Linked DNA regions of Mus musculus: region 2 is linked to region 1. The links are chromatin loops, found by intact Hi-C in ENCODE. Cell type or tissue: gastrocnemius. All regions are shown on one strand. Each heading gives the region's core, and the rest is flanking DNA. Links, peaks and the distances in the headings are about the cores only.

Region 1 (9,816 bases), core at 547-8,546:
GGTGTGATTCAGGTTGCCAGGCTTGGCAGCGAGCACCCTCACCCCGCTGAGCTGTCACACCAGCCCTTGTTGATTATTTTTAAGGTGGTGTCTTATATAGCCCAGGCTGGCCCCCAGCTCCTGCTCCGCCGCCTCAGCTCCCGAGTGCTGAGCACACTGGCGCAGCCCGTCAACCTCACAGAAGGAAACCCTGCCCCCACCAGGACCCGCTCCCCACCCCTCTCTGCTCCAAAGCAAGCCACGGACCTTTCAGCTCCAAGGGTTGCCTCTCCGGGACAGGTCACACAAATGGTGTGACACAGGCTGGCTGTTAGCAGATGCCTGTAGTCCCAACACAGGAAGCTCAGGAGGGCAAGGGCAGCCTGGGCCACATGAGACTCCATCTTTAAAACAAAAACAAAAACAAACAACCAGCTTCTTTCCTGTGGCATGACATGGCCCGGGTCACACAGATCGTAGGGGCGTTAGAACAGCCGTGTGTTACAGTGGGTTTTCACGCACAACTAACTTATCTTTCTGGAACCGCTTTCTGTGTGTGTTGTGAGGTGGGCTGGGCACCACAGTCAGTGGAATGCCCCCCACCCCCAGCACGGAGCACCATGCAACCACCCCTGAGGGGGGCCAGCTTCTTGTGGGTCCAGCCTTTCTCCCTTGCTTCCTTTTCCTGCAGTGCTGGCCAGGTAGAGCTCTTAAGTTTTACTGCCCAACTGGCCCTGTTCCTGTTCTTGCTGCCTCAGTGAAGCCCCGTCCAACAGGGTCTGCCTGGGGGACCCCTCTTTATCTCGCTGTGGGGCATCGGATCTCCACCCCTGCTGTTCCCCCACCGCTTTCCACATGCTGGTCACCCTGCTGCCCTGCGCATAGCTGGAATGTCCCTGGTGTGTCCTTGCCCTCCGTCCTTCCACACTTCCTGGCTCTGGGGACCCGAGTGCCATCTAGCAGTTGCTTTCTTGGTCTACTCTCCATGTCACCTGAGGCTTGGTGGCCGTACCCCCATCTCAGCACTTGTTGTTTCTGTGCTCAGACCCGGCACAGGGCTGGGGACTGGGCTGGATTTGACTTAGAGTTCAGCTGGACTGGTTATCTGTCAGTGAGGGCCAGGAGGCTGGGGAGGCGGGGCCTCCCACTGGTCCCAGCCCTTAGTGGTACATTAGCACTGCCCAGAGAGTCTTTAAAAACATATATTGATGCCCAGTACCCCCACCCCACTCAGTTATCCCCAGAAAGAGATCAGATCTTAAAAGTTCCCTGTGGGTAGGCGTCAAGGTGTGCCATGTAGCTGGGTGCTGAGAGCCCCGAGCTCTGTCCTGACTGGCTGACAGCTGCACAGGGTCATTGTTATTGGTGACACTGGGGGCAGGCAATGAGGAGGGTGTTGTGAGTGTTCAGCTGCTCTTGGCCTACTTTTATGACCAGGTGTAGCAGTGGAAGACACAAGAAAGGACATTCTTCGCCCCTTGTCCCCTGGTTTGAGACAGTTACACAGTAACAACTGTCCATCTGTCCGTCTGTCTGTCTATCTATCATTCTATCTATCCATCCATCTATCTATCTATCTATCTATCTATCTATCTATCTATCTATCTATCTAAGAGTGTGTGTGTTAGAGAGAGTCAGAGCTAGAGATCAAGACTACTCGGTGTATATATATGGGTACAGTATGCCTTGGTTCACGTGCGGAGTCCCAGGACAACTTGTGAAAGTAAGGTTTCTCCTTTCACTATGTGGATTTCAGGATTAGACTCAGGAAGCACCTTTACCCATGGACCATCTTGCTGACTTGTCTGTCTGTCTGTCTGTCTGTCTGTCTATCAATCGTGCATATTGTAGAGAAACACATTTGTAGAGAGTCGAATGACCCTTCCACAGGGGTCACCTAAGACCACCAGAAAGCACAGATATTAACATTATGATTCACAACAGTAGCAAAATTACAGTTATGAAGTAGCCACAAACTAATTTTATGATTGGGGAGGAGTGGTCCGACTCCTGTGTTAAGGGAATGTGGAGGAAGGTTGAGAACCACTGCTCTCGAGCTTTCCTCACTCCGAGTCCAACCAGGCCTAGGGCTTTGGGCTCGCCTGGTAATCTTGACGTGGAGATCCTGGAGAGAAGAAGGTTAATGTAACCTGGAAGAGTGCACCGTGAAGATCATCCTGCTGCCAGACAGGAGGAGAGGAGAGGAAAGAGTGGTGGCTTCAGAACCCCCCCCCCATCACGCCCCAGTGGGTGGCCACAGCAGGTGTTCACTGAGACTCGTGGTTGTGAGTGGAAACACTATTCCCTTTCAGTGCCCACCTGGCTACTAGAACTCTGCAGCAGTTATGGTGCCCTGTACCATCCTGCACACCCGTGGTAGACTGTGACTCTTGGGGAGAGTGTACGGCTCCCCTAACCTGTCTTGACGGTGCTTCTTCATGCTTTATCTGTAAACAGTACCTGAGCTCCTCAGGGCTACAACGGCAGCTAGAATGCAATGGGGACCCACACAGCTTCCGTGTATGGGCACTGGCGCAGGCGCTCCCGTATCTGTCAGGCGCCACACGCCTGCATTCGCTCTGTGCGGTGTCAGTACACACCAGCCTCCTCTCCTGACGCTGTACCTCTTCAGTAGACACAGTTGTTCTCGTCACCCATCCATCAAGCTGGAGCCCCTCCCAGAAGGGGACGCACTGCTCTCCTGGTCCCAGGGGTGTCTGGCTCTGCACTCGCCTGCAGACAGCTTGCCCTGGAACGCAGAATCTTGCCACCTACCTGGCAGGTCACTGAGGAGCAGAGAGGTCAGAACGAACCCATCTGGCATTGAGGAAGGAAGGTGCCTTCCTCTGCTATGCAGTCTTGATGGCCGTACCCTTGCCACAGACTTGCTAGGAATCTCCCGTGCTCCAGAGACTTCCACCCAGCAGAGGCCAGTCAACAACTCCTTCCTCTCCCCTAGCAACGGGGAGCTCATCCCCTCTGCTAGCCAGCCCGAGTTGTTGTGAAACTTGGTGGTCCTTCCCAGGAGACTTGTGTGAACAGAGCACCCCAGCCGGGGCTTTCGAGGGGGACGTGCAAGGGCCCTGGCAGCAGAGGAGCAGGGTACTTAGGGGCATGTTGCTTCCCAGACCTCTCGGACCGGGCACACGGGCAGCAGCTACCAGGAATGACAGCCCTGGACCATCTGCTCTGGAGCAGGAAGTGTGGTCAGGGTGGCCTCAGCTGCCATATGGAGTCCAACTAAGGTGAGGAAGGCTGCCTGGGAAGAGGAGGCCACAGCGTCTGTGCCCCAGCGTCTGCAGTAAGACCTAGCTATCACCTGCTCCCAGGACCTATGGCCGCCTTCCTACCTCCCCGAGCCCCCAGTTCCTTTATCTGTAAGCCGAGAGTGTCCAGTAACAGGGAGAAACGGGGACCGGTGTCTGGGAGGCCCATGGCTGGCACTCCATGAGCATATGTGGTCATATTGATGCTTACATGAAAGGTCCTGTCTGATGGTGACCCTGGTGCTTGGACCCCTGGAGCTGGGGTCCCAAGAACCCCTGAGAGGAGAGTTCAGGGCTTGTTCTCATTGGTTCTGTCCTGCCTGCATGACTCTGGGTGTCCCTGGGCTTTGTTGATGGACTCTGTGAAGGGGACAGTGCCTCCCTATGCAGTGTCAGGTCTAGGGATCTATGGGAAGAGCGGGCTTGCAGTGCCGGGAGCGAGCTGGAAGCACAGCCGAAGTCGTGGTCGCTCTGTGCTAACAGAGTAGGGAGTCCACTCTCAGGCCTGTCCTCTTCACTTTCCATGGCCCACTCTGGCTGTGGGCTGGAGTTTGTCCCAGAGCAAGACACATCAGGCCTTTCTTCTGCAGGCTTCCCATGCCGAGTGCATGTGGGGAATCGCGTCCTCCCCTGTGCAGGCAAGTCCAGGGCTAGGAGGAAGAAAGCAAGGATGCACGAACTTTCCCCACGGGAAAGATGTGCCCTCAGACTGGCCATCCTCCTGCCGGGCCAGAGCGGGAAGGGGCCTGTGAGTGACGTAGGTCCTTTCTGAAAGTTACCTTTCCGACCTGTGCATCCGTCAGTCCCAGGCCACCACTGACAAGACGGACCCCTCCCAGGGTAGAGGAAGGAGAAGGCAGTTACATCAACTGCACCGGTGGCTTAGTGGCCCCATGAGCCAACTCGTGCAATCCCCTGTAGCTTCTGGGCATAATAGTCCCAGGGTAGCACGTGCCCAGGTCACCTGCTAACGATCTGACCTGCGAAGAGGTCTGCTTGTCTCCAGTCCTTGCAGGCAGTGACAGGGAAAGGAGATGTCAGATGTCTTGCTCAGAAGGAAGGGTGGCTACAGAGGCAGCACAGGAGGGGGACCCAGAGAGGAGGCACCGCTTCCCACTTTCTCCTCAGCCTTAGCAGGCCCTGTTGGCACCCTGCCCATCTCCTTAGGCCCTCACAGCTTCTGAGCTCCCTGCCCACTTCACCCGGCTGTCCTGAGGCTTTCTGTGTGGAGATGTGGTGTCATGCCTCCCCGGCCCCTAAGAGCCCATTGGGACATGGGTTGACTTTGCTGCCCTTTAACTGGCGTCCTCTGACTCTTGCTTCTCTACTTCTGTCTCCATGCTTCCTGTGGTCACTCCCTAAATAGCCTCCCCCCAACCCCCCACCCCAAGACTTGATTCTTTGAGAGCTCACTGTAGCTGCTGCTGCTGCTGACTGGGAGCTCATGGCCCCAGAGCCAGGGCAGGAGGCTGGAGAAGAGGCTGCAGTGGTAACATCTTGCCAGGAAGGGAACCCAGACTGTATGGGTCACATGACCTAGACCCTCCTCACAGGCTCTGAGCAGCCTGTGGGCTGAAGGTCATCAGCAGGACAAGCTCGGGGCACTTGAGACAGAGTAGGAACGGTGTCCATCGGGAAGTCTACCCACGGGTTCCCTAGGAAGCAGAGGATGCCCAAGGACGGAGAAATGGGGGCTGGAGTCTGCTGCTAGGAAGCATGCTGTTTAGAAACTGGAGGCAGAGGCAGGTGAATTTCTGAGTTCGAGGCCAGCCTGGTCTACAGAGTGAGTTCCAGGACAGCCAGGGCTACACAGAGAAACCCTGTCTCAAAAACAAAATAAACAAAACAAAACAAAAAACCAAAACCAAAAACAAAAAAGAAACTGGACCATGACCCTCCCAGAACTGATGGGTACCAAGCAGACTGGGTGGATCCCAGGGGACACCTTAGCCAGCTCTTCACAGGCCCCTCTTGTCAGCACTGCCTTCATTTTTGCCTGCAGGCAGCTTAGCTGGGAAGTGGTGTTTCTCTCTCTCGTGGCCCAGCCCTGGTTACTGTGTGTGTGTGTGGGGGGGGGCTGGGATTAATTTAATTACCCACCCCACTGCTGCAGCCGGGGAGGCACCTGATGAGCTCATGAGTGAGTTTCAGGGCCAGTGGGGAGCGTGAGCCTCCTCGGGGAGCTGGTGTCCAGCCTTGCAGCCCCAACCCAGGCAGCCTCCCTTACCGTCCATCGTCCTTTCTGCTCCTGACCCAAGGGGAGCCCAGAGACCCAGCTGCCTGTCTGGCACTAAGAGAGTCTGCTTTGGGAAACGGGGTGGGGACAGGGTCACACATGGAGAACTTAAAGCTGAATGGCTGGTGCCCTCCGTGGGTGGGCGGGCGGAAGCTAAGAGGTGGGAAGGAACCTACTCTTCTAATTAAAAAGGAAGGTCTCTCTTCTTGCTCTGGAATTACTTGAAAATTGACTATAAATGGTATAAGTAAAAAAAAAAAAAGTCACACGTTCCTCATGTGAGCCACACCGTGGACTGAAAGAATATATGCTAAGGCTGGAGGCTTCTTGCCCACTCAGCAGGAGTCCACAGGGGGGGGGGGAGATGGGTGGGCCAGTGACAGTGGGCCTGTTGACATCTTCACTTGGTGGTGTTGGTTGGGTCCCCGCCTGGGTTGGATGGAGACTGCACCTAGGGACCGAGTGAGTGCGTGCGTACTGCGTGTTTGCAGCCATGCCAGGGAATTTTACCATAGGATGGAATCCAGAAGAGAGGTGTGTGGGAACGCTCGTGCCTCTCTGAGAGCAAGCTCCACTCCAGCGCTCTGCCCAGCGTGGTCCCAAAGGCTGGCCTGCAGGAGGGGAGGGGCTAGGCTTTCTTTAAAACTCAAGGGTTTCTTGTAGTTTAGGCTGGCTTCAAGCTCTCTGCGTTTGCAAGGCTGCTCTTGCACTCCTCAGCCCCCTCCCCCCCAACTGTCACTTCCAAGTGTCAGGCATGTGCCACCACACACAGTCTGTGCACTGCTGAGGGTTGAACCTAGGACCTCATGCACGGTAGGTGGACACCCTACCAACTGAACCTCATCCCCAGCCCTCATATGGGTGCTTTCTGGGATGTCCCCCGCACAGCTGGAGTCCCCTTGGCAGCATGTAGGATCAGGAGCGTCCCATTTGTTCCATGTTTGCCTTTCTACTCTCAGAGAGACCTGATAGACCCCGAGTGTATGTGGAGCCCTTTCCTATCTGCCTGTGGTAGAGTCATCGCACCTAAACCAACCGAGGCATCTCTAGCTACAGCCTCTGTGGATGGCTAGCGTCCTCATCAGGGCCTCGTAGGCAGGGAGAGACCCCTGTGCTAACCTGGAGCGTGCGAGGGACCTGTCTCTTGAGTTCTTGGAAACTCAGTATGGGGCTGTGCAGTGAGGCCGGGGGGGGGGGGGGGGGGCCCGGGCAGTAGGGCAGTATTGCCCGTTGGAGCCACCCTGTGCCCGGTACTGTTGTCTGTCATTCCTCAGGCTGTGCCGGCTAGGCCTTAGCAGGGAGCTGCCCTCCTCTCCTCCCCTGTAAAAGGCTCCACCTTCCTAAGAGGTGAATGTCGGGAATGAGGAGGAGGGAGGTTCTGGTGTTTTGTTCTCCAGCCTGTGGGTTGGGCCTTGCTCCCTGCTCCCACACTTTTCCCGTTCTCTGCTGCACCAGACGCTCTGCAGGGCCCTGTGGATCTAGGCTGAGTGGGTGGGGGCTCCTGAGGGTTCCACAGGTACTTCCTGGGGAACAAAGTATGTCCCTTAACAGGCGGGTCACCTGTGTGAGCCTAGGCATTCCTGGGGACTTAAGTTCCTGATGGTCAGCGGTGGGCTTCATAGCCACTCCTTATTAGAACCTGTGGATAGGGGTGGAGGAGAGGGGTAAGATATCTGCATGTGGCACGAGGACATCAAGGGCAGCCTTCCCTGGGGTCATGCTGGCTTTGTGCTAGAAGGGACAGATGCCTTATCGTCCACTGCAGGTCCCCAGCCTCTTCTGCCCACCTGGAAATTGTAGAAGCCCATGGATTGTATTCCCTAGCCCTACACTGAGGTGGACTCACTCAGTAGCCCCGGCTTTGCTCGGCTTGTCTGCTGCCCCTGTGTTGTTCTGAGGTTGAGGGTTAGAGTGTTAAGTACCTGGGAGACCCTGCGTCTTTTGGGTGGTGACTCACCGAGCCGGTGGACAGAGTCTCAGCTGGCCACTCAACCTTGTAGCCTCTAGCAAGAGTTTCAACAGTCCACCTTCACTGGGTGTCTGGCTGACTGAGGTGTCCCAAATCCATCAGCCCCACAGGGTGCTTGGGACAGGCCCTGCAGTTCCCATCCCTGCTTGAGGCTTCCCTTCCTGTCTTCCGGTCCTTGAGTCCTCCAAGTCAGGTGCCTTCCACTGCAGCCTGGGCTGAGGATGGTCAGGGGGCTGCCCCTCTGCTGCTGGGGAGGAGGACAGGGGCTGTGGGGTAGGCAGGCAGGGACAGCAGAATGGGGCTGGCGTTCAACGAGACTTTTGCCAGCTTTTCTGATGGGAGGAAAAAAAAGCAGGGGCAGTGGGGTGGGGGTGGGTGCACTTTATTTCCTGGGATGTTGGGCCCCATGATTGGCGATTGAGGAACTCCTCACACGTGTCCTCTTTGGGGGTGGAAAAGGAGGTGGGGGCGGGGGAGGGAGCACAGAGCCTAGGGTGGTGGGCTTTTTTTTCCCCCTCTGGAAGCCCTAAGCCCTTCGCCTGTTGCATGACCTTGTTCACATTCAGGGAGGGTCTTTCCACCTCAGTTGCTGTTTGTGTGTCAGTCACAAAGGCACACCCAGACAGGCTCTTTTTTAAAAACAAACAAACAAAAAAACACCATTTATTTATTATATGTAAGTACACTGTAGCTGTCTTCAAACACCCCAGAAGAGGACGTCAGATCTCATGAGAGATGGTTGTGAGCCACCACGTGGTTGCTGGGATTTGAATTCAGGACCTTCGGAAGAGCCGTCAAGTGCTCTTAACCGCTGAGCCATCTCTCCAGCCCACTTCAAGCTAGACACGCTCTGAACCCATCCACTAGGGTCTCTCACTGACTGTTTCCTCACTACACAGTAGAGAGGGAGATCCTGGGCTCTGGGCCCTGAGGAGGCTGTCTCTGGCTGTGGATTTTTGTGCCAACTACTCTTGGCATCAGAAGGGATCGCCCCAGGAACATGTAGGCCAGGGAACACTCCATCATCTTCTTGGAAACCAGACTTGGGGACCACATGAGGCCGTGCTAGGCTAGAGTGGGGTGTGTCCATGCGGTGAGCTCCTGGTGGCTAACGGACCACCTTCTTCCCCTCTGTTCTTCAGATCCCTCGTCCACTTACATCAGGCCATTGGAGACCAAGGTGAAGCTGTTGGACGGTGACAAGCTCCCCCCACAGGTAAGTGAGTCATCAGGGTATTGGCTATAGGGGTAATGGCCATTCCTTTAGAGGCCATCCCATCTCCAGTTTTTCTGGGGCTCCCATAGCTTCCCCCTTACCCCAGCTGCCTCTTCAGCTGTCTCCCAGATAGCCTGGCCACAGACCCACTCCTCGCTCAAATCCAGGCTCCGGGTGGCCAGGGCTTGCCAGCCTCGCTGACTGCTGCTTGCCCAGTGTCTGCAAGCTCCGTATGGCTGGCCCTGGGCCCAAAGCCAGTGGCGGTGACAGGCAAATGGAGGCAGACCCACACGGGACCCCGGCCCCCTGCTGGCCAGTTCCTCACTAGGTCTACCCTGCTCACATGGACAGTTGGGGTTGTGGGTCCACAGAGGGAGAGCAGCATTAGGATGGCAGCAGGGGAGGGACGTGGTCATGGCTGCTGGTCGAGAGGAGGTGTCTACTGAAAGGGAGTGGAGCCTCTTGTGGACTGTGACCGGATATGGGGGAGAGACCAGCAAACACCTCTGCTCTTGGTGGGGATGGCAGAGGGCCTGGTGACGAGAGGCTCTGAGTAGACAAGCAGCCCTCCAGCCTCCCTGTTCCTGGACCCACCCCTGGCTCCATCTGAGCCTCTCCCCCCTCTGTTATACCTGCTGGTATAACGTAAGTGTATGTGGCCGTCCCTGGATGAGACAGCCTTAGACATCGCTCAGATGCCTGGTCCTGTTGCCATGTGACCTGCTGGGCCCAAGGCCCACTGCCCTGCACAGGAAGACAGTGACGTCCTCTGTCCATTGGTGGCCATCGGGAGGCTCACATCCCAACAGTGGATTTAATTTAGTCCCGCAGTGTCACCTCCATAGGCCACCCTGCTGAGGCTAGTCTCACTTGGTGGGGTAGCATGCAAGTGCTTACTGGGAGCCTGACTGCACGCGGTTGCTATGGGGCTTCAGGGGCTAGCGGTGCCAGCAGTATTGCGGAGCTCAAGGGCAGCACCTACTCTAGAGAAGGCCCACATCCATCTGGAGGGGAGGGAGTTGTTCATGCCAGCGCTCACTCCTGCTTGACGGGCCACTGCTTGCCGAGTGAAGGCTGGCACCACGTGCCAGGGCCCCAGCTCGGGCCCTGTGGTTCCCCACCCCCACCACCCCCGCCCGGCAGCGCCAGC
Region 2 (9,816 bases), core at 1,028-9,027, 81 kb before region 1:
CGAATAGTAGACATAGAGTTTGCTGGGATGTGGGAAGCGGGGGTGGAAGGCAAGACCCAGGAAGCCACGTTCGTCCCCTTCCCAGGGCGAAGTAAGCACTGCTTGGCTCACATTCAGGAAGGGCTTCTCCAGGCGGGAGCGGTCAGGCAGGTAGGTCCACACCAGCCCCACCTGCTCGGCCACGAAGAAGCGGTGGCTGCCATCCCCAGCATGTACCATTGCAACCGGGTTTCGAAGTCCATTGGCCACCTCCTCCAAACACAGCTGCAGGCAGCCCTTGGCATCAGCCACTACACGGCCCAGGTTCGAGTTGAGGTTCTCGTTGACCAGCAGGCTTGGGAAACAGTAGTCGGTGTCATCTAGCGACAGGTAGCGGCATAATTTGGCCCGGTTGCTCTCCAGGGCCCAGAGTTCACGGTCAGGGGAGAGGAGACGAAAGAGGCCTCGGCAGGTCTGCCACATGTCCAGGCAATAATCTTCACACAGGCCAGGCACTGTCCGAAGTGGGGTGGCTGGATCCTCAGCGTCATAGAGATGGGCCGCATAGGGTGAACATTCCTGTAGAGACAGGAGGGCTCAGAGACACCAGGAGGAGAGCCTACACCTGTGCAATTCACTTCTTGCTTTTGTGTCCCCATTCAAAGGTCACCTCCTAAGATCTGACCTTCCCCTCCAGGTCTCCCTGCCATTACTTCCTGGTCTCTGACTACCTAGAAAAACAAAGCCCAAGAAACTGACCATGAACCTTCACTATACCAAAACGGATCATTGCACTTGCTTATGGCCAGTCCTCATCAGGATATGCATTCTATCAAGGCAAGAAGCTTTGGTCTTTTTTACTGCAGTATCCCAGACCCTCACATAAACCCAGGCAGGGCACAGTTTACCTTGCCTGCCTTCTATCATCCATTTGCTGTTTATGAGTAATTCACAGGGGGGCAAACTAAGGCTCAGAGCTCCCAGTGTTATTCAGTGATATGCCCAGGTTAGTAGAGGCATTTAGTAGAGGCATCTAGACTTGGTCTCAGGTCTACCCCACTATATCCTTAACTAGACAGCCAATATGTGTGTAGTACCTGGGGGTGGGGGGCGGGAATGAGGCTATGACCCCCAGGATACTCCCACCTTCTAATCTGCCCTCAGACTCAGTCCCTCCCAGCAGGACCCTGCCTCTCACCTCACTGCCACTACAAGCACAGAATTCTGTGAGATTATTGAATCTCCTTGGACACTGCCAGACCAGAAAGCCTTCCAGAGTCCTTTCCCTGGCTCTGCCTGGAGTAGGTAGAATTCATCATTTTCTGCCATGCAGGCAGGAAAGTCACTGCCTCCGGGAGCAAGCCTGTGATCACACACAGGAGTGTGCGCATAGATAATGAATCCATCTTCCACCCTGCCCTAGTCAGTCCTACCATGTTGGAGTCAGTCACATGACCCCCTTACAGGCCATTCCTGTGTCCTGGCTGCCACAAAACTCTCCAGAACCCCGTGCTCTCTGAGGACCTTCGATGGAGTGCTTCATGCTGTGGTTGCTTCTCTCTGGTGTGACAGGTCCTTATTGCTACTCCTGCCACCCCCAGAGATGACTCAGCTCTAGATCCCCTGAGACCTTAGCGATGCAATTCCTAGACAGAGAGGACAGTGGTAGCCACGCACCGACTGCTTTCACCAGAAGACCAGGCTGGGCTGTAGCAGGAGAACTCTGGCTCCAAAAAGGACAGGAAAAGGGCAGCTAATCTCCAGGCCAGGCTCCCTACAGTTAAAGCTTCAGTCATCCCATGACCTGGCCCTGGCCCCTGTTGCTGTGTGCTGAGTCTCACCTGACAAGCTCTGGACGTTCCTGGCATCTCTGGTCAGTCCCCATCCCTGACTGAAGTGTCATATTGTATATGACACTCTGCACCCTGTGTGTCTCAGGCCAGATGGCCAAACCTCAGACCGCACAAGGCCAGCTCTCCTGTGATCCTTTGGATGCTACTGTGGGCCAGCAGTGGCCAGCAGGAGACCGGAGAGGACCCACAAGCTTCTATTCCCCTCTGCAGGGCAGTTTCTCTGTGATGCCAATGGTCACATGGAGGGACACAGGGTCTCTGGGAACCTGGTGAGGACCTTGGCACATACCCGCATAGTATCCAGTGGTCTTTTACATGTGGTCTCTCTTGGTCATGCTTACACACAGTGTGAATGTGAGGCTCAGACTGAAGCTACCCAGAATTAGTAAATGACAACAGGGGACAGTAGCTGCTCTGGCAGAGAGGGTACTCTGTCACTGGACCTCATGTCCAGGCACAGTGAAGCACCCACAGGGGTAAGGTGCCTGCCACCTAATGGCCCCAAGGTTGCCACAGACCACTTACTGACACTCATGACTCATGGATGCAAGTCCTGATGGCTTCTTAGCCTTTCCTTCCTCCCTCTCCTCCCCCCTCAGCCCCTCCTCCCCTCCCCTTCCTCCCCCCTCGCAGCCCCTCCTCCCTTGCCCCCCTCCACCATCCCACACCACCACTACCACCACCCTCCCACCCACCCACCCCCCGCAGGGAAGACTTGAGTCTTGTACACAATGTTCCTTCTGTGGGATGTTCCTTCCTCCCTCACTTCCACATCTGGCAAAGTCCTAGTCATGATGCAAGGCCCACCCCACAAGCCTCCTCCCCCTTCCTTTCCCCGGGGCAGGCTCCTGCCCTAGGGTGCTCATGACACTATCTCTGACTCACACACAGATTCTTCTCCTGGTAATTTGTTACTTCGGGAAGTGAAGGCTCCTCTTCTTCCATTACCCCTGCTTCACCAGAGGTGGGCTGTCTTCATTGCCTGACCAACCGGGGACTCAATTATCTCTTTGCTGGCTTCTACCCCACAGACTATGAGGCCCTCGAGGGCAGGCGACACAGGGTCTAACACACAGTTTGGCTTCAGGGCAGGAGGCAGTGTTTTAATGTGGCCACATGAAGGGCTTTGGAGCCAGAGTTTATGTTCCATGTGTGATGTTTGGCAAACTCCTTACCTCTCTGTGCCTCTGTCCCCATCTATAAAGAGGAAGAGGACTCCAGCCTCATAGAGTTGTTGAGAGCAATGAACAACTGAGACGCCAAAGTGTTCAAATGAAATGAACCCTGAAGGGGTGGGTGGCCCAATGGTCACTCTTCTGGGCTGTCCCGGATTTTTGAGGGCTTTTTGCTACTTGCCATGGTACCTAGGGATAGTTTCTTGGTTGCATGTCTGTCTGTCTGTCTGTCTGTCTCCTGAAATGAATGATGAGGCTTTTGAGGCTACGTCTGTGACTTGCAACTGCCTCTGGGCCCAGCAGCACAGAACCAACCCCTCTCCGGCCCTGGGGACATGTCTGCTGCCTGCACGAGCCTGCTGAACCCCTTCACGGGTTACTACTCAGATGGACTCCCGCTCATGACCTCATGCATCCAGCCGAAGAGAAGTTCGCCACGTGTGAGCCACACACCAGTCATACTGAGCTTGCCATGTGACAGACACCATTGCCTGACACATTTTCCCAGAGGAGGGCAAAGCCTCACGAAAGAACCTCCCGTCTCCACGAGACAGCTGTGCGTCGTGAACGATCACTGACAGAAACCCGTAGGTAAGGCTCCTTGCGATTGGTGGCAGTGATGATGGCGCTCCCACACTCTCCCAGGACACCCGCTTCAGGGAGACCACACTACAGCCTTGGCAGGCAGACCGCCTGATGCAAACTCAGTCCAGACATGAGGTCACCCCCAGAGACGCCTCACTGGAGGTATGAGCAGACACTCTACCACAGACTTTCTCAGGCCAGGCCATTTTGGGCAGTTTCCCAAGGAAAAAGAGGAGCCTTCTGCCAGCAAACAGCCCCAGGATTGGCTCCTTCCTCCTCCCTGGTCCTGTCCATCTCCTTTGCTATGCTGGGCCCAACAAATGGGGAGTACCCTAAAAGTAAGCACTGCCCCGTTGCAGGAATTCTTCTATTGCTCTGGGTGAGGCAGGGATAGCAGTGGGCACATCTGGGTGGACTTCCAGGATGGGGAGAGAGGTGAGTGGGTTCACCACACCCTCTGGCTCTCTTGGGATGCACCAAGTGTTGGCTTAGTAGAACCCATGGCAAGATGAACAGGACACCCTAGAGTGCTGTGGTCTCCCCTCCACCATCTCCTTATCTCCATGATCTTTTTTTCACAAGGGCGTTGAGTGTGGTCCAGGTCTTTTGACCTGCCACTGGGCCATGTCACCACTTTCCTGAAGCAGCTCCTGATCCCCGCTCTCTCTCTAGGCCAGCAAGGAAGCACTAGAGGAATTTACCTACAAACCCCAAATGGACTGCTCTGCCTATGCCGTTTAATCTCTGTGGTATGGGGTGAGGGATAGACATCTGATCCTGTTTTAAAGATAATGTCATTGAAAGACAGCCGTGAACCTCGCAAGCTCTCAGTCACGAGAAGATGTACTATATCAAACCCAAGTCCGCCCTTTAGTCTTCCCCTGCAGGTTGCCCCCTGCTGGCTGGGATCTGAACTTCGTACTGTCTGGCAGGGGTTGGAGGGCGGTTTCTATTCGTGAATCCTTCACCTTACAGACCTAGGTTGGGCCCGCCTTGGGGTTTCCCTGGCTGGCTGGCTGGCTGGCATTCCTGCAATCAGATCAGTCAGGCAGGATACTCCGCATCGACATAAGGGAAGCGATAGTTCAGCGTGGATCGAAGTAAGGGCTTCACTATCAGAGGAGAGATGAGAGTAACTCATCTGGGGAGAGACTCTACCAGGTGAGGAGACCAGTAGCTGAAAAGAAAGGTGGGTGCTTTAAGCATCCTGGCCCTGAGGAATGGGCTCTCAGACTACTCCTTTCAGTCTGCCTGTGGAAGAGTCCTCATCGGAATAAGCAGTCCCCAGACTGCTGACAAAGTCATGCCTCAGATTTGGCTACATATCTTCCCATCCTGCCTTCCTAGACTTAGCAAAGACTTCATCCTGGTACCTGACAGAGATAGGACTCTCTGCAGTGGGGCACTGGAGGAGGGGGGAGGGGGCGGGAGCTTCCAGGGTGTCCCAGAGAATAGGAGTCTTGAGTCTCTAAGAGGAACTGAGGCTCCTAAAAGGCCCAACATCAGCAGGGCAGTGGTGTTGCCTCTGTCTCCCAGCACTTGGGAGACAGAGGCAGGCGGATTTCTGAGTTCAAGGCCAGCCTGGTCTACAGAGTGAGTTCCAGGACAGCCAGGGCTACACAGAGAAACCCTGTCTCGAGGGAAAAAAAAAAAAAAAGCCCAACATCTTTGCAAAGCAAATGAATGACAAGAGCTAGCTAGCCAGGTCTTCCCGCCTGATACCAAGTCACTCCCTCTTGGACCCCCCAAGCTCCAAAGTCTGGTACCCGCTCCCGACCCTTGCCCCTGTGGTTGCCATCACCTCCAAAGTTCAGGATCCATTCCTAAGTCTCATGCCTGTAGGGTCGTCATTCCCCTCCAAGTCTGGGACCCACTCCTGAGTATCGCCCTTCTGGGGATGCCATTCCTGCTCCGCCCCCGCCCCCGCCGCCAGCGACTAGTGTTCCACGTGCCTCCGTGCACCCGCTCACCTGGCACAGCAGGTCCAGAGCGTAGCCGGCACACGTCGCCCACACCCCGGCATCCATGCGGGTCTCCAGGACCCGGAAGCGCCGGGCCAGCGCCGCGTCCTGCTCCGCGGTGCAGCAGCCGAAGGCGGAGTACTGCGCGCAGAAGCTCAGCGGCTGCGGCGGCCGGAAGGGCGGCCTGAAGTCCAAGCACTGCGGGTGCGCGGCGGCCAGCAGAGCGCGCAGAACCAGCAGCGCCCCGGGCCCGATCCGGGCCACAGCCCTCCGTCCCGCCATTCTCCTGGCAGTCTGCAGAAATAGCAGCCAAAGGCCGGCCAGCCAGCCCCGCCGATGCGCCCCCCAGGAGCCACTGGCCGCGCCCTGAGCGCCCGCCTCCAGCCTTGCTTGCACCCTCCCGGGAGATCACCGGGAAACCGGTGGATTCGCCCTACAGGCCTAGGGTCCAGGGACTCCCCTCGCTGGAGGTCACCTCTGCTTGGGAGCACTCTGCAGGATTGGAGGATCACGGCACTCTGCAGCTCCCCTCTGCGGGCAGCCCCCTCCTTCTGGCCCCAGCCTTTCCAAACCTGGCGTCTGGGAAGCCCCGGTTGCCCAGTTTCACAGTTCCACTTCTCTCAGGTGCTCGCTAGCCGCCAAGTAGACGAAACCCCAAAGCCCAAGTCAGGGACTCCTAGGTCCCACCTCCCACTGAGCCAGACAGGATCTTTAGCAGTGTTTAAATGTGGAGGTGTGGCATAAAAGACAGGTGGTGTTGCCTGGGACCTCACAAGAAGTGAAGCATGAGCCTGGGGGTGGGAGGGAACAGGCGCAACCGCACAGTCAGTCCATCTTTGGCCCTGCCAGGGCTTCTGTCCTCCCCTGGCCGTGGAACTCTCTACCCGTAGCCCAGAACCCGTGGGGTTCTGTGGGAAGCCCTAATGGGTGTGTCTCCTAGATGGTTGTTCGTCCGTCATCTCTCCTCCTGCATCTCTTGTCTCAACTTTACCCCAAGAGTGAACATAGACACTATCCCATGGGCTCAGAATTCCACCATGTCAAAGCCCCTAGCACTTGTCTATGAAGACCCCAGAACCGGCTTCTTCCTGGAATACTCTTTCCATCAGTTCTGTCACGCACACTCCCACGTGGCCTTCACATGATACCCACTTGCTGCTGTCTCTTTGAACAGCCCTGTATCAGTCAGTCTGCCACAGTTGCTGAGTGCGGTTGGGGTTGCTTAGATTCCACAGGGCTGTGGTTGGAGCCTGAAATGGGGTAGGGGTGGGGGCCAGCTATGAGTCAAAGTCCCCATATAAGAGCAAACATCTCATCTCTAAGTCTTTAAGGGCAAGCACGTGTAACTGACGTCAAGGATGAGAATCCACATGGGACGATGAGACAGCACGGAGTTTTGTAGTTGCAGCAGTTGGTCCACAAAGTCCCTGAATGGTTGGAGGTGGTTAGAAAAGCTATGGCCAACCGCTGCAGCTGGACCCTCGAGGGGGGAGAGGGGGAGACAGGGAGATGGCACTGTCAGATAGTTGGGGACAGACAGCAGGGGAAGAACATCCCACTCCATCCTCCTCCCCATTCCAGGCAGTGTTTATTATAGGCTTAACCGATCATAGCTGAATGGGAGTCTGAAAAGCCTTAGCTCGGGAGTTGAGTGACTACACAAAGTGCCAGGCAACAGTAGAGCCCCTGGTCACTGTGTCCTTGTCCCAGACTGGTAGCCAGATTAAGGTACCGGTAGCAGACCATTTGGGAAAATTCTTGGAGGCTAGATGTGCATAAGAGTGAGAAACCAGGGGTGTCACAGTCTTGGGGTTAAGCTCTTGCAAGTTTACCTCCAGGAACCCTGCCAGGGTCTCAGAGAAGGGCCAACAAAGCCCCCTGATGGTTCTGGTGGGCAGAGGGAAGCGGGGCTGTCAGGACCCTAAAGCAGGTTTACTCTCCAGGAGAAAGGGCTTTGAGATTCACCATGGGGGAGGAAAGACAGCCATTCACCTTACTGGTGATTCAATAAAGAAGGCAATGAACTCAGACACAGTGTGAGGGGCATAGGGCACAGGCGTCCCCTCTCCAGCTCCTTACTACCCCCATCAGAAGTCTCCATGGAAGCAGCAGATGATCCCTGTGTACACTGCAGGACACCCTCTGTCTGGGGAAGTGCACTTGGGGACCTTGGGCATCAAGGAGCAACTATGTGGGCACTGGCGGGTCCTTCTGGTGTCTAGCTCCTCATTACATGCCCGACCTCTAGATTCATATTATGTCCTTACACTAAAGCGCAATATCCCTCAGTTTGTGTTGTCCAGGACATGACATCCGCTTTCCAAAACCAACCAACCAACCAAGCAAACAAACCAAGGCTTAAGAAGTCTGACGGAGGAGGCCAAGCTTTCATATGCTAGTTCATGGGGCAGGGAATTCAGGAAAGTGATGATCCAGATGTTGAAGCTCCACTGTAAACAGGGAGCCGTGGGGGAAGAGACAGGCTGGTGTAAACATAGAAGGCAAAGCTGTCCAATTGAGGAGTCGAAGGCCAAGAATCAGGAGACTCTGGCCAGCATCCCCGGGGGAAAAAATCTTTGCGGAGGCAAATTAAAAGGGCTGTAACTTCAGTGTAGTGAGTAAGCACTTCCTTTGTGAGGAAGATGCTGAGTCCAATTCCAGAACTCAAAGGGGGGGAAACCCAGGCATGATAGCACACTGCTATAATTACAACTGGAAATGGGCAGACCCCTGGGGCTCTCTACCCAGCTAGCCTAGGCAACTTGGTGAATTCCAGGCCAGAGAAACAAACAGAAACAAAATAAGATCAAAAGATACAATAGGAGGCTGGTGAGAGAGCTCATTAGGGGAAGACTCTTCCCAGTGACAATTTGGATCCAGTTTCCTAGACCGGATGAAAGGGAGAACTGGCTCCCACAAGATGTCCTCTGAGCACACACACACACACACACACACACACACACACACACACACACACACACACACACTATGGTACACAAATAAATAAATAAATAAATAAAAAGTTAAAGATACAGTGGAAAGAAAAAACATTGTAACAGAAAAAAATGTGCCTAGTGAACTCATTTTATGTTTATGTGTGTGAGTGCCTTATCTGCATATCTGCCTCTGTACCATGTATGCCTGGTGCTTGGGAAGCCAGAAGAGGTCATCAGAGCCCATGGGACTGGAGTCACAGACAGTTGCGATCCACCATGTGGATGCTGGGAAGCAAACCCTGGTCCTTTGAAGGAACAGTCAGTACTCTTGACCTCTGAGCCATCTCTCCAGTCCTCAGATGATGACCACCTCAGAAAATGAGACGCTGCAGAGGCAGCATCATCTGTGAGCTTCAAGGATGACCCACAAGCAGGGAATGAAAGGAAGGGACAAACAAGCTGGGAGACAGCTGAGGACATCTCAGAAACCCTTGCCTGTGGGAAATTGGGAACTGGGAAGAGAAAAAGAAGGACAAAGGACTATTTGAAGTGAAAAATGTATAACAGATACCAAACGACAGACGCAGGCATGGAATAATCCTGTGAGTTACAAAGGATCTACACCATCATAGCACATCCAAACTGCAGAGAACCCGGAACAAAGAGAACTCTTGAAGGAAACCAAGGTGGTGGGCGGGGTGGGGCCGGGCGGGATAGGGGCTGAACTGTAGCACAACTGGAAGAAGCATCCTTAGCAGAAAGGATATGCAGAAAGAACGGGAGATACACAAAGAGATCAAAGAGAGAAACCCACCACCTTGAAGCCTCTAGCCTCTATCCAGCAAACTACCTTTTTTTGTTTGTTTGTTTTTTCAAGACAGGGTTTCTCTGTGTAGCCCTGGCTGTCCTGGAACTCTTTAGACCAGGCTGGCCTCAAACTCAGAAATCCACCAGCCTCTGCCTCCCAAATGCTGGGATTAAAGGCGTGTGCCACCACTGCCCGGCAAACTAGCTTTTAAGAGTAAGAGAAGGACGGCGGCTACAGTGAGATGGCTCAGTGGGTAAAGGCACGCACTGCCTGAGTTCAGCCCCTGAGCCTCACATGTTGGAAGACTAGAACCTCCCCCGACTAAAAACAATTTTATTTACAAACCTTAAAAACGCCTGATAGTGGGAGCAAGGAAGAGCCGGCCCTGAGGGCCTGAGAGTGGGAATGCTGGCCGACTGACCAACTCAGCTTCCACCCAGGCCCAGATCCAGGGCTCTGAGTTGACCCACCCGAACATTGACTCCACCTAGGAGTCAACTGCTGGCACCGTGAAAGGGC

Evidence for each region. Hi-C counts contacts between places; a loop is a spot of excess contacts. Peaks named below come from ENCODE experiments on the same cell type or tissue, not always from the same donor. Only the 100,000 strongest peaks of a DNase experiment are listed, where the experiment ranks them.
Region 2: a loop joins it to region 1, with 12 times the contacts of the local background. A loop is called at or near these places in 24 of 42 quality-filtered maps.

What each region holds. Positions count from the first base shown.
Region 1 is chr12:108,220,559-108,230,374 of GRCm38, reverse strand. Ccdc85c (coiled-coil domain containing 85C) reads left to right here. Exons shown (of 6, transcript NM_001159910.2): 2 at 8,593-8,666. Among named protein-coding and RNA genes, the nearest start is that of Ccnk, 46 kb to the right of the region's middle. In gastrocnemius, for the core only: no CTCF peak of the experiment used is centred there; DNase peaks (open chromatin) are centred at 4,396 and 8,438; H3K27ac peaks cover 878 bases.
Region 2 is chr12:108,302,430-108,312,245 of GRCm38, reverse strand. It overlaps Hhipl1 (hedgehog interacting protein-like 1), which reads right to left and starts at 5,976. Exons shown (of 9, transcript NM_001044380.1): 1 at 5,563-5,976; 2 at 1-558. The coding sequence starts at 5,835. In gastrocnemius, for the core only: CTCF peaks have their summits at 4,490 (motif pointing left) and 5,782; DNase peaks (open chromatin) are centred at 4,503 and 5,729; H3K4me3 peaks cover 1,461 bases; H3K27ac peaks cover 5,761 bases.